3 separate regions of the Homo sapiens genome follow, and all the other regions are linked to region 3. The links are chromatin contacts, found by Hi-C or POLR2A ChIA-PET in ENCODE. All regions are on one chromosome and are shown on one strand. Each heading gives the region's core, a stretch centred on a gene start or an enhancer-like site at or near the end of the contact. The rest is flanking DNA. Distances are from core to core; before and after follow the strand shown.

Region 1 (4,505 bases), core at 1,648-4,147, 300 kb before region 3:
AACAAGGGAGATGATCTGGGTGGGCCTGACCTAATCACAGGAGCCCTTTGAAGTGGAGCATTTTCTTCAGCTGGTGGCAGAAGAGAAAGTCAGAGACTCAGAGCATGAGGATTCAGTGCACCATTGCTGGCCTGAAGATGGAGGAGACCACACAGTAAGGAGCTGAGAGTGACCCTTTGGCTGGCAGCCAGCAAGGAAACAAAAGTCTCAGTTCGACAACTTCCAGGAACTGATTTTTACCAATAGTAAGAATGAGCTAGGACTATTTACGATAGCAAAGACATGGAATCAACCCAAACGCCCATCAATGATAGACTGGTTAAAGAAAATGTGGTACACATACACCATCGAATACTATGCAGCCATAAAAAGGAATGAGATTATGTTCTTTGCAGGGACATGGGTGAAGCTAGAAGCCATCATCCTCAGCAAACTAACAGAGAAACAGAAAACAAAACACCACATGTTCTCACTCATAAGTGGGAGCTGAATGATGAGAATGCATGGACACAGGGAGGGGAACATCACACACCAGGAACAGTTTGGGGGTGGGTTCAGGAGGAGGGAGAGCATTAGGACAAATAGCTAATGCATGTGGGGCTTAAAACCTAGACAGGTTAATAGGTGCAATAAACCACCATGGCACAAGAAAACCTGCACATTCTGTGCCTGTATCCTGGAACTTAAAGTAAAAAAATTAATTAATTTTTTAAAAAAGAATGGCATAGGAAGTGGATTTTTCCCCAGAGGCTCCAGAAGAGAACTCAGTCCCACCAAGACCTGGATTTCAGGCTCATGATGCCTGTATTAGTCCCTTCTTGCACTGCTAGAAGGAAATACCTGAGACCGGGTAATTTGTAAAGAAAAGAGGTTTTATTGGCTCACAGTTTTGCTGTCTGTACAGGAAGCATAATGGCTTCTGCTTGGCTTCTGGGGAAGCCTCAGGGAACTTTTAATCATGGCAGAAGGCAAAGGGGGAGCAAGCACCTCACGTGGCTGTAGCAGGAAGAAAAGAGGCGAGAGGTGCCATGAGTGAGATCTCACGATCTCACTCATTATCACGAGAACAGCACCAAAGGGGTTGGTGTTCGACCATTCATGAGAAATGGCCCCATGATCCAATCACTTCCCAATGGGTCTCACCTCCAACATGGGGTATTAAAAGTGAACATGAGATTTGGGTGGGGACACAGACCCAAACCATAGCCATGCCCTAGAGAGAACCCAGCCATGCCGTGCTGTACCTCTGACATACCGAGCTGTGAGCTAATAAATGGCAGTTGCTTCATACTGCTCTGTTTGTGATCATTTGTTACACCATAAGAGAAAAGAGTAATAAAGTTGGAGGCGCAGATGGGGCCAGATGGTGCAAGTCCTCAACAGGACAAGATAAGAGTCTGGATTTTGTTTTCCTGATAAAGAACTTATTTGAGAGCTTTAAACAGGAGTCAGTAAAGTAGAAAGCGCATAACCAGGTTGTGCTTTGCAGAGAGCGCCCGGGCCGCTGGTGTAGAATAGGCAGAGGGCTGGAAAAACAGCCATGGGAGAGAACAGTCCAGGGTAGAGTTGTCTAAGTGAGGGATGGCAGTGCTGAGGTCTAGGGCTGTGGCAGAAGAGATGATGTCTTGGATCTGTTTGGAGGGAGAACTAGCAAAGATTCCAGATGGATTAATTTGTACGTGGAGTGGGGTGGGGGAAGACAAAAAAGAGAGGATTTGGGAATGATTCTGAGGTTTTTGGCTGAGATCTGAAAGAATGCTTGTGCCATTAGCTGAAATGGGCAACAACGGAGAATGGTCAGAGTGTGTGTGTATATGTGTGTGTGTGTGTGCACGTGTGTGCCATCATGCACAGGCCCACATGTGCAATCCAAGTACCTGTGGATGCTTTGTGCTTTCCTCTCTCTGCAGTTTTGCTCAAGCTTTCCTCTGTCCTAGAGCATCTTAATGCTGACCCCTGTCTGTTCCAAATACAGGCACCTATCAATAAGTCTTTTCTAGTCATCCACCCTAATGTGGCATTACTCTAGGCTCTCAGAATCTTACTTTGACTACCATCTAGTTAGTGCCTAACAATCTCAGAAAATTAGAAACATCATATTTCATGAAGTATTCATGACATCGTTAAGGTAACCACTGCCTTCGTCTGCCTGATTTTAACACTGGCAGTCTCATGTTCTGGGAAACCCCTCAGTCCCAGGCACACAGGGACAGCCAGGCACCCTAGATATCCCAAGGACCTCTCTCCTTCTCTCCAAGTGCCACATCACCTGTCCCTGGCTGCTCAGCTAAAAACAGCACACTAAATATAGCAGGTGCTTAGTAGTAACTAGCATATTTTGAAGATGATACTTTGTTCCTTCTGAAACTAATCAAGGCCAGAGGAGTGAGGTGGACCCTTTTTGCCATCATCCATCATCTTCTCTCCTTTTCTAATGTGGGAGACAGCAGCAGAAAGGTGACTTGGCATTGTTTTCCATATCCAAATCTGTTTTGTTTCTTTCTGATTATTTTTTGTTTTTTTTATTTTTACTTTTGGTTTGTTTTTAAAAATTACACACGTTTGAGCTTCTTTGAATGAGATTTAGTTCATCCCTCCCTTTTTCTATTTACTCAGTGGGCAATAATTCACAGGCTGAGTCTGAGAATGGGTTAATCCCTCTGCAGTCTGAGTATAGCTGAGTTTCCGCTCTTGGTTCAAATGCTAAGTGAACCTGCATAACCAGCTTCAGGTGCAGTTTAATATCTAGGCCACTGTTTATTTGTCAAAGGCCTTGCTGTGCACTCCTGTAGGTCAAAAGGTACAGAAATGAGAGGTGGCAGAGAGGTCAGCCCCCAGGGAACTGTGAAACAGCCAGGACTTCAGTAGGTTTGGCCATTAGCTCCCTGTGTGGCCTGGAGCAGGCCTCACAGTTCCTTGAGCTTTGGCCCATGGCATCTCCAAAGGCCTCCCCCCTCCCCACTCGCCTGATCTTACATAGGAGAAGTGAGCTCTAGGGAGAGGGGAAGGCCAAATCTCACTTGCACAAACAGTCACTCCTGGCTTGATCTCACTCAGCTTGTTCTGACGAGCAATCCCCAATATTTGTTGAGGATTTACTAGGTGGCGCTCTTTGTTAATTACCTCAATACATATCACATTTAACCTTCACATAACTCTACAGAATACTTATTATTCTGCTAATTTTTGGATGCTAAAAATAAGATGGAGAGTTTAAGGAATTTCCTCAAGCCACACAATGAGAAAGCACAAAGCTGGATGACCTCAAATTTCATACACACCATGTTTTACTGTTTTAGCTCTATTCTAGCTAATATGAATTAAAAGACAATGTCCAAGTACACTGAGACCTTAAAATAATATAAAATGGCACATATGTGATGCCAGCCATGCACCAATACTATACTAGATATCTTACATACATCATCATATTTGGTTTATGTCATTCTCACAACCATATTGCAAAGAAAATATTTCTATCCTCATTTCTTATGAAAGAAACTAACACTCAGGGAGTTAGAGTAATTAGCCCAAAGCCCCACATTCAAAATGTGATGAAGGAGAGCTGCGGTTTCTGTCTGAAACAAAGCTCATTCTCTTCCAGCGCGTCCTGTGGTCCCTACAGCACAGAGACCACAGATGAATGGGATCACGTGTGCTACAGTGTGGCAAGGAGACATGGCCAGTGGGGAAGAGCATGAAGGACACAGAGCCTATGGGAGACCAAAGCGTAAACCAATGGCAGTTGAGAAGAATGAGCTCATGACAAGCGGTATGAGCAGGAGGAGTGGAAATACATGGGGTGTAGGTGAGCACAGTGGGCTTTCCAGGCAGAAAAGAATCAGGTGCTTGTCTTGCAGTCAGCTCAATGCATGGCTCTCTCCCACTGTCATGCCCAAAGAAACTGCCTCCCCATCTCTTTCCATATATCCAGGATGAGATACCATCTTCTGAAAAAGGAAAATGAAACAAAGAAAGGGGTGCTGTCTTGCTGCCCTTTCTGATGACTAATCTTTTAAACACCTGACCCAGCACAAGCAGAAATGCAGGTCCAACATGAAATCAGAGGTGGTCCCAGACCTCTTCCCAGAAAAGCCTTGGTCCTTGTCCAGTGCAGAGCTAGTAACTCCACAGAGAATAAACAAAAAGAAACTACCAACAGAGTGAACAGGCAACCTATAGAATGGGAGAAAATTTTTACAATCTACCCATCTGACAAAGGGCTAATATCCAGAATCTACAATGAACTTAAACAAATTTACAAGAAAAAATCAAACAACCCCATCAAAAAGTGGGCAAAGGACATGAACAGATACTTCTCAAAAGAAGACATTTATGCAGCCAACAGACACATGAAAAAATGCTCATCATCACTGGCCATCAGAGAAATGCAAATCAAAACCACAATGAGATACCATCTCACACCAATTAGAATGGTGATCATTAAAAAGTCAGGAAACAACAGGTGCTGGAGAAGATGTGGAGAAATAGGAACACTTTTACAC
Region 2 (4,256 bases), core at 1,692-4,191, 370 kb before region 3:
TCCTGAAGGGAAGACCCATTTTTCTGTTTACCACCAATTTCACAGACCACAGAATTCACCTAAAATAATTTGTCTGTGCTTTACCTATTTTTTTTCTAAGTCAACCTTTTGCTGCTCTTCTAAAAGTAGAGTGTTCTCGGGCCCAGGAATCTGAAGACAAAGGTTAAGAGTAATATGAATCATTTTCTTTTCTTTTATATCACTTTTTTATAGTTACTGTGTGAATCTTTGGTTATGCCTATCACTTGTATTTTCCTATTAGTTTATCCCCAAAGCTTAGGACAGAGCCTGGGATAAAATACTTGTTCAGTCAATAAATAAAGAGATTCTTTAAATTTTTTGTATCAACAATACAATTATGAGGCAGGTCAAGTTAGGAGAGTATGCTGGAAAACTCTTTGTCATATGCTATCTGGTTCAGTTGAACAAAGCGGTGGTTTCTAAGTGTAGCCCATTGGCCACAGTGACCAAACAGAAAATATTGCAGGGCTCTCACTTTTTACCAGGCTCTCTGCTTCGTGTTAAGGGAAGACAGCATCAATTAAATAAGGTATTTACAGGGCACATATATCACTGGTTATGAGATTAGATTGTACTTAAAGACCACCCACCCCAGAAGCTCTGTGCATTGGGTTTCAGCTCATAAGTAGGGTGGTTGGGTAATGGGGGAGACTTGGAATTAGGAGGTCAGAGGGAGTAGACATCAATATTAACTAGAGTGGCTATGAAAGGCTTTGCACCCAGAATAAGTAAGGGAAGAATTGGTGATAAGAATATGCTTGGCTTACAGCAAGAAAAAAACAAAACAAAACAAAACAAAAACCTGTCTTGCTACATGATGACTTTTGGTGAAAAACAAAACAAAACAAACAAAACTGTGAGATACCATTGAGGCACAAACCGAGAACTGAGGCTGAATTGTGAAAAGTGATTTCGGTTTTGTTTTCTTATGCCAGGCTAGAGTTCTGACCTTTGGAGCTCAAACTTAATTATTCTTTCCCCTAAGGAGAGGTCCTCATTGGCTTATTGTAGTGGGAGCAAAATTGATCTAACCATACATAACTTTTCCTGTGTTTAAAAGGCCTTTATGTTTCTTTCAACTCCTTAAATTTTCAAAGGGAGGGGAAAAAGCATGTTTAGTTGCTTAATATTTCTGTATATCTTAAAGGACCCTTCATATTTATCATCAGAGACACACCAAAGCACATTACAAGTAATGCAAGCCATCTGGTGCTTTGCAGGCCAAAATCAGTTGATGGTTTAAGAGTAAAAACCATCCTTTTGTTAACATTTTTCTGGAGCACATCACCAAAGAATGCATAGCCTCTCTCTGCATTTTTCAGAAAAGAACTGTCATCTTAGCTCCTTTCTTCGGGTTTCTAAGTACTTCTAGGATAGGCAGGATTGATCTGATTTCTTTTGATAACTCTTTCAAACCTGTCTAAATCACCTTCTGAATATCAGTGAAATGGTTTAAAATGTGTACTGTGGATCTCCAGGTCTACCCACTTAAATCGTATCTAATAAACTTGCGTAAGGTTAGCAAAACCTCCTTATCTGGGACATAGGCTAACCTGTGTCCTTTGGTCTAAGTCAAGCACTGGTGATTGGTAAAGTAACTCAGAATGACTACTAGAGATTTGGCATTTTCACTGATTCCTTCTATTTCAAAATTCTGATTGAGTCTCAATTCATGGATCTCATTCATTGAGAATGCTCACTAAAATTCAATAGAGACCTAAAGAATAAATGCCCTGTGTATCCAGCCACTTACCTACTCCCCAAAATCTCCATGCTCCTTCCTATATCTACATATTTACATGTATTGCCCCCAAGTAATTCAAGGCCCATCCAAAAGACTAGCTCCTTCAAAAACTCTATTTGATCCTACTTCACCACTCCCCTCCACCCTACTCTGGCTAGTTTATTTTGAATTACACATAGTTTTATTAAATTATATTATCAGACTGTGAGCTGTTTAAAAGGCCAGAACTATGCCTGATTAAATGCTACATCATCCAGCCTTGTTGCCATCATGGTAACGAGCATAATTCTGAAATGTCATTATGCCTATGCCTATGCCTAGTAAATCATAGGAAGAAAGTACATGCTTGCATAAAGAAAGATGGGTAACGAAATATATCTGAGTTGAATTTTTGTTATATACTTAGTTGTATCTTTGAAGAAAGGTATTATACAAAAGAAAAAATATTACTATCATGAATACAGCAGTTGAGTTTGGTGCATGTAAAATTTTCCCAGCAAAATACTTCTGGAGGTAAATCTTAGGTTGAAAATCTTGGATCTAAAAAGGCTTACCTCCAGCAGAACTTTGCTGGGAACATTTTACATGCACTAAACTCAATTATCTAATTTCATCTTCTCAACAATTCTGAGGAAGTGGTTACTATTCACGTATTACAGATGTGTAAACTGAAACGCAAAGTAGTTAAAATGCTGACTTGGAACTATATCAGTACTCATAAATTTAAATGCTTTGCTTTTCTCTCTGGTACAAGGAGTTAGCTGGAGAGGAAAAGGGCAAATAATATGACACAAGGTGCCAGAAAAGAACCCCTATACCATTATCTGTGCCCCTATCCTGCCCCTGATACGAGAAAACTATCAACTTTATGGAGGGAAGTAGTATGATTCTGTCTTAACCTCTAGCTTTTTCTTTGAGTTTGGGCCCTTCCTTTAAGGAGAGGGCCATGAACTCCCAGAGGTCCAAGAATTCCTCCTGCTCCTGGTCACTAGGCATGTCTTGGAGTAGGGATGATGGTGTATAAAACCCTACTGGCAAAGGAAAAAATATGACTCACGGTAACATGTTGATTTCCATTGGAGCAGCTGGAGAGAAACATGGTTTCTGCCAACATCCACTGACGTCTCTTTGTGCCAACCTCCCAAAATAGAAATCCCTGAGAGAAAACAGGAGCATCCCTCAGAAACACAAGAAGTCTGTCTGGGGTTTAGTTACATATAAAGATTATACACTGAGCATCTAGGCTTCTGCAGGCCCCGCCCTGTGCTGAATTCTCACCAGGACTCCCTTCTTCTGCCCTCAGTCATTCAGCAGCCAACAATGCTCTTGGTGATGGGTTTCTCTTAGAAATGCTTCCCATTCTAGAGAAATAAAGTACCACAAGCATGAAATTGACATTTTGGCAAGTAGTGCCATTTGCCACCTTTCATCTTCCCGCAGGTTTCATTTTATTTAAATTAAGTCTTTCTGGTGAACTGGGGCTATTAACCCACCAAAGTAAATAAGAACTACACACACCAAAGGTAAAACCTTAGGCAGAGACAATGGCATTGCTAGCTTATTTGCTATTCCAAGTGACATTTCCTCAGATGTTTGCCGCCCTGCTGTGCAAACATAGCTACACATGAAATAAAGTAAAAAGAAAAAAAAATTAAACAGCAGTTAGTGGTTGGATGTTATTTCCAGTTTGGAACCACTGACAGGCTAGCTATAGAAAACTCTTCCCTCTGTTATTACAAATAACAGTTTGTGGATGGTGAAAAGAAAACAGAACTGAATTTTCTTTTAACTTCAAGTACAGAAGCTAGTGTGCCTATCATTACCACCACATTACAATACATTATGGGAGAAGGTCATAGTAACTTTAGAGGGGTTATTTCCATCCATGTCTCTCATCCTCTCAAAATTGTTATACTGGGACCAGGCTGATGCCAAATGCAATGCTAAAGAAAACACACCAAGTTGAAGTGAGCTAATTAGAGAGAATAAGACAGAACCAAAAGGTCAATGCATAGGCCCCAATACTGAAACAGGTTTTTTGTTTTGTTTTGTTTTGATTTTTTTTGCCACAATGCACCCTGACAAAGCAGCGCAATAAACATCCCTGCTTCTCCACTTTCAGTTCTCCCTGTGTGCCCACTAATGATTTTCCTTTCTCCAAGGACCTATCCTTTATCTATCCTTTATCCAAGGACCATATTTGCGGTCATTGTCAATATCCATGGAATCAATCTAGCAGCAAATCAAATTCTTCCACCTCTGTCAATTCATAGAATTATGTTACTACCTCCTTGCACTGATGATGATGGTGATGATGATAGAAAATAATATCAATAAAACAGCTAATATTAGCAGTTTTCTACCTACCAGGGAATTTTCTTATTTAAACCACATAACTCTACAAGTTAGTGATTAGGTACTTTCTTTGTATTTTAGTTATGTGTCTAATTGCTGTCTTCAGATGGAATATACATGATGAAGGATCTGAGTT
Region 3 (3,989 bases), core at 622-3,121:
AGCAATTTAAGAGATGTACTTAACTAGTGTGAGGAGGAGTCCTCTAATTTCTGTCTCCAAATTGGATAGCATGGACTCTTTACATTTATTCAGCACACTGCAGTGTGTGAAGCCCTTTCACATAACATTACTCATGAGTTGTCACAAACAGCTCTGTGAAGCAAGGAGAGCTAGGGGAGTACAATCCCCATTTTAGGAAACTGAAGCCATGAGTTCCATGAGGAGGTCTCAACTCAGGCCAGCTCTCCCTCTGGCTCCACTGTAACCTTGTGGTTTTATTGATGGGGGCTTTCCTTGAGGAAGAGGATGCAGGAGTTGATCTGGCTCATCAGTCTGTCCCCCTGTGGAGGTAGAGGCCTGCGCTAGAGAATATTGTTATGGTCCTTCATCCTGTAAGGTACCATCCACACGTACTATTTCCAAAGTGACTGAATTTGCTTAATCCAAAGTGGTTAAGTAGAATGACAAACAGAGATGGGGTGTTAAAATTAGGGTTAACTGACAAGATTAAGAACGTCCTATACTGCTAGATTTATTTTCCTCCTTTCCTGGTCTTTTAAATGGGCCTAAAATATATAAAAGTGGATACAGAGATACAAATTGGTAGCTCTAGGGCCAGAAGATGTTTAAACTAGTGTTTTAAAAAGCAATAGTTTGAACATCAAATTCAAGTCATGTACCTTCCAGTTTGACAAGGTTTGTACCATTCCCTATTGTCTTATATCAGACCCACTTTTATTCCTTCAGTCAGTCAACAACAACTATTTACTCTACGCCTGTTCTGAGCCGGGCGTTCCCCCATAACTACATTTTCATTACCTGCCTGGGCCCACAGACACTTGAATAACTGGTCTCCACCCTAGACCACAATCGAGGGGAGCTCATGTTTGACGAATGCTCCTTTATTCCTCTGAGCGTAACCTCCGTACCTGAAGTTTACATCACCTCGAAGCTAGGGTGTTGTAACTAATGTTCACCCTGGGTCTTCAGAGATTGGTTTTTCCAAAGACTCTGCTGCTTTTCCTTTTAAAATCCCAGAGCCAGAGGCAAATGGTAGGCATTCCTCTCCCCAGAGCCCAAATAGGTGGCTGAAACCTGGAAACTTTCAGGGACTTGCCAAAGGCCCCAAAGGTAGCAGGGAGGCCTCCCGGAACGACTGGTCCTCTTGATTCCAAGCCCAGAGGTAGATCTCCTGTCCTTGAGGGGCTTTGGTTTCAGACCCTGCCTGAGAGAACAAAAGAGACTTCAGTTGTCACATCGACACAGCCCCGAGCTGCTCTATTTTCTAACTTGGCTGGCTTTCCCCGTGTGCTGTTTCACATCAGATACCTCCTCCCCCCACTTTCCTTCAGATGATTGGTTGAAATTAAATATCCTGAAATTACATTGAAGGGGGGGGGCGCTAATACAAAATTTTAATCAAAATACAAGCTTAACAGTTCCCAGCCTTTGAAATGTGAAGCAGACACTGGGTCCGCAGGGATGCCCCGACATGTTCTCAGGTGTGAAGTTAGCCAAGGAAGGGGCCCATTCTCTGAACATGAGAATTGCAAGTAAACCAGCACATTGCAAACTCAGGATTTCCAAATGAGGCAGGGCCTTCTCTCCCTTTCCACAGCGTGCATGGGCAGGCTGGCCCAGAGGGAAGTTCTCACTGAAGACACTGGAGGAGAAAGGGTCCCTCGTGAAAGGGTCTGGGGGTTCTCCCTGCCCCACCTGGCTTTGATCCATAGGTATGCCATCCAGGGCCTGAAAGCTCAGGAAGGAAAGGACTGGATAAAGGAGCTTGCAGGGGAGGCAAAACCCCTGATATAGCAAGAGCCACTCTGATGGAATGAGGCAGACATCGGGCGCCCTCTGGTGGCACATGCCCCACCAGACAACACGGAGGCTTTCTCCCTGGATTAACTCTATAAATAGAAGGATGATTTATTAAACAGATTTGAGGCTCATTTGAAGCACTGGGCCATGATTGCTTCGGGGCTCAAATAAGGAGGTGCTTAGGACCCTGCCTCTTATGCAAACACCTGGACTCACTTAGCAAGTCACTAGCATGATCTACATTACAAGTGCATCGGACACTGTTGGCTCAGCCGTTCCCAGCCAGGAGATGCCAAATTCCTCATATATAAAAGGAGCTTTAGTAACTCAAGCAAAATAAGCACACTTTTCCCCCCACTGCCTTCCCAGAGACCTAGGCGGCAGAGTTTCTGTGAGGATACACAATACCTTGTTACAAACCATGTAATGTTTTAAAAAGTATCTATCTGACAGCCTTGGCTAAAGCCAGATCTTCTATCTCGATTACTTCAATATGTCACATCCATATCGCACCACAGCGTCCAAGCTTTCGGAGCCAAAGCCTCTCTGTCTTGTCCAACCTTCCCATCTGGAAGCAATGAGCTTAATATTCTGGCTCTCCCCCCGTAAAAGCTATGTCACAAAAAAAGTAGCAGCCTGTGAACTGCTTTAGCCCCCCAAGACACACCAGAGCTCCTCATTCTCTGCAGGCTCTGTTCAGTCACATTTTAAGGCCCTCCCCTGCTCCTCCCCTCCCTTGCTGCCCCTGTCTTCCAAACAGCCTGAGATGCTCAGCGCAGTACCAGGAGGACAGGAGTGAACTGACAATCATTTATACTTTAATCCTCCTTTACGACATTTTGAGGGATGCAGCTTAAAATATCATGGAGGCTGACAGACTCCCTCTGGAAAAATGTGTCTGCTAGAGAAGAAGCATTGCCTTACAAGGACCCTACTGTTTCTGGTGACCCATCAGAGACCCAGCTTTGAAGCCTGTCTTGTACCACGTCTCCCACTCACCTTACCTTCTCCAACACTGCCGGAAAGTTTCAGTTCATGGTGACAATGACCTTCCCTATTGCATGTGCCTTAGTCATTCATTGATTCACTTACTCATCCAATTTGGATTGACTACATGGCATGTCCCTTTCCATGTTCTCTGTTTCACTGCAATGTCAAATGAGTCCCTGGCTCCCAGGAGCCTGAGTCTGTGAGGGAGACCAACCCCACTCCAGAACCATCAGATGAGTGTTCCTCAAAGCATGTTTCATGGGTCACTGCTGCGTGGGAACCTTTTGGGTGCCTGTGAAGCGTGCCTACGTCGTGGCCCTTGCCCAGGCCTCCCAAAAGAGGATCACTGGACGCCAGGCTTAAGAATGTGCATGTTTAATAAAATTCTCCAATAAGTAATTTCTACACACATTAAAATCAAGAAACCCACCGAGTTAGGTCAGATGAAGCAGCAAATGATGTTGCGCAAAATGCGAAAAGAGACCGTGGGTACGGAAGACAGAACTTGGGCTTTGCCTGGAAATGATATAATGCCGCTGCTCGGTCCCAAGTCCCTAGGTTTTGGAAGATTGGTGTGAGTGGAAGTCACCCTCCAGCGGAGCACCTAGGACTTTGGCTCCTTGACTGTTCTCCTTCGCCTGGAAGCTTCTGGGGGCAGAGGCCAGCTTTCCTGTGTTGAGTTCTTGGGAAGGGCCTCTGTGTCCTGGAAGGGACTTGAAAGAGCAGCTCATCTAAGCTCTTCAGTTTGTAGGAAACACATCTAGCTGACCAAGGGAAAGTAGGCTGTTCGAGGTCACACAGTCACTCAAAACAAATTTATTTAGGCTAATTCTTTGGTTTGGAGACATCAATACTTGGGAAGAAGCCAAGCTCATGTTTCTTAAGGCCTGTATTCTCCAATGTCCTAACGCATTACCCATTCACTGAAAAAGAATACACTAAAGAGTTTTAAAAAGTGCTCATCCGAGAGGCATTTCACAGGCGGGGTTCAAGTGGCCCGGCTTCCACAGGCGATATGCACAAAACCTGCTTCCTGAAATGCCATTTGGTTGCACTGGAGTTAACCTCTTTTTGGTAAATTAGTTCATGACCTGGGAACAGTTAAATGAAACTGTAGGCACATCAAGAGGAGGTTATTTGTGTTCTGTCTTTTTTTAGCCCAAGTCTCTGATGTGTTT

What was found. A loop is a pair of places that touch in the nucleus more often than their neighbours do. ChIA-PET counts read pairs that join two places held with the same protein, here RNA polymerase II (POLR2A). Pooled maps may share reads with other maps.
Region 1: a map of Calu3 shows a loop between it and region 3 (2.2-fold over the local background). The contact joins two enhancer-like sites. A Hi-C loop is called at or near these places in 3 of 168 maps with a recorded cell type or tissue (Calu3, HepG2 and heart left ventricle), 1 of 37 single-sample maps with no recorded cell type and 6 of 50 pooled maps. POLR2A ChIA-PET finds 5 or more read pairs at or near these places in 1 of 52 experiments (activated CD4-positive, alpha-beta T cell).
Region 2: a map of HepG2 shows a loop between it and region 3 (3-fold over the local background). The contact joins two enhancer-like sites. A Hi-C loop is called at or near these places in 7 of 168 maps with a recorded cell type or tissue (Calu3, HepG2, OCI-LY7 and 4 more), 2 of 37 single-sample maps with no recorded cell type and 13 of 50 pooled maps.

What each region holds. Positions count from the first base shown.
Region 1 is chr2:18,822,888-18,827,392 of GRCh38, reverse strand. All of the region lies in intron 4 of LOC105373456 (a long non-coding RNA gene), which reads right to left. Among named protein-coding and RNA genes, the nearest start is that of LINC01376, 200 kb to the left of the region's middle. Within about 2 kb of position 2,897, at least 3 of the 41 ENCODE cell types and tissues checked have a DNase peak (open chromatin) inside an H3K27ac peak, as active enhancers do.
Region 2 is chr2:18,888,805-18,893,060 of GRCh38, reverse strand. The region is part of intron 4 of LOC105373456 (a long non-coding RNA gene); the gene reads right to left. Among named protein-coding and RNA genes, the nearest start is that of LINC01376, 140 kb to the left of the region's middle. Within about 2 kb of position 2,941, at least 2 of the 41 ENCODE cell types and tissues checked have a DNase peak (open chromatin) inside an H3K27ac peak, as active enhancers do.
Region 3 is chr2:18,518,578-18,522,566 of GRCh38, reverse strand. It overlaps LOC105373454 (a long non-coding RNA gene), which reads right to left. Exons shown (of 8, transcript XR_001739302.1): 8 at 1-1,225. Among named protein-coding and RNA genes, the nearest start is that of RDH14, 40 kb to the left of the region's middle. Within about 2 kb of position 1,871, at least 6 of the 41 ENCODE cell types and tissues checked have a DNase peak (open chromatin) inside an H3K27ac peak, as active enhancers do.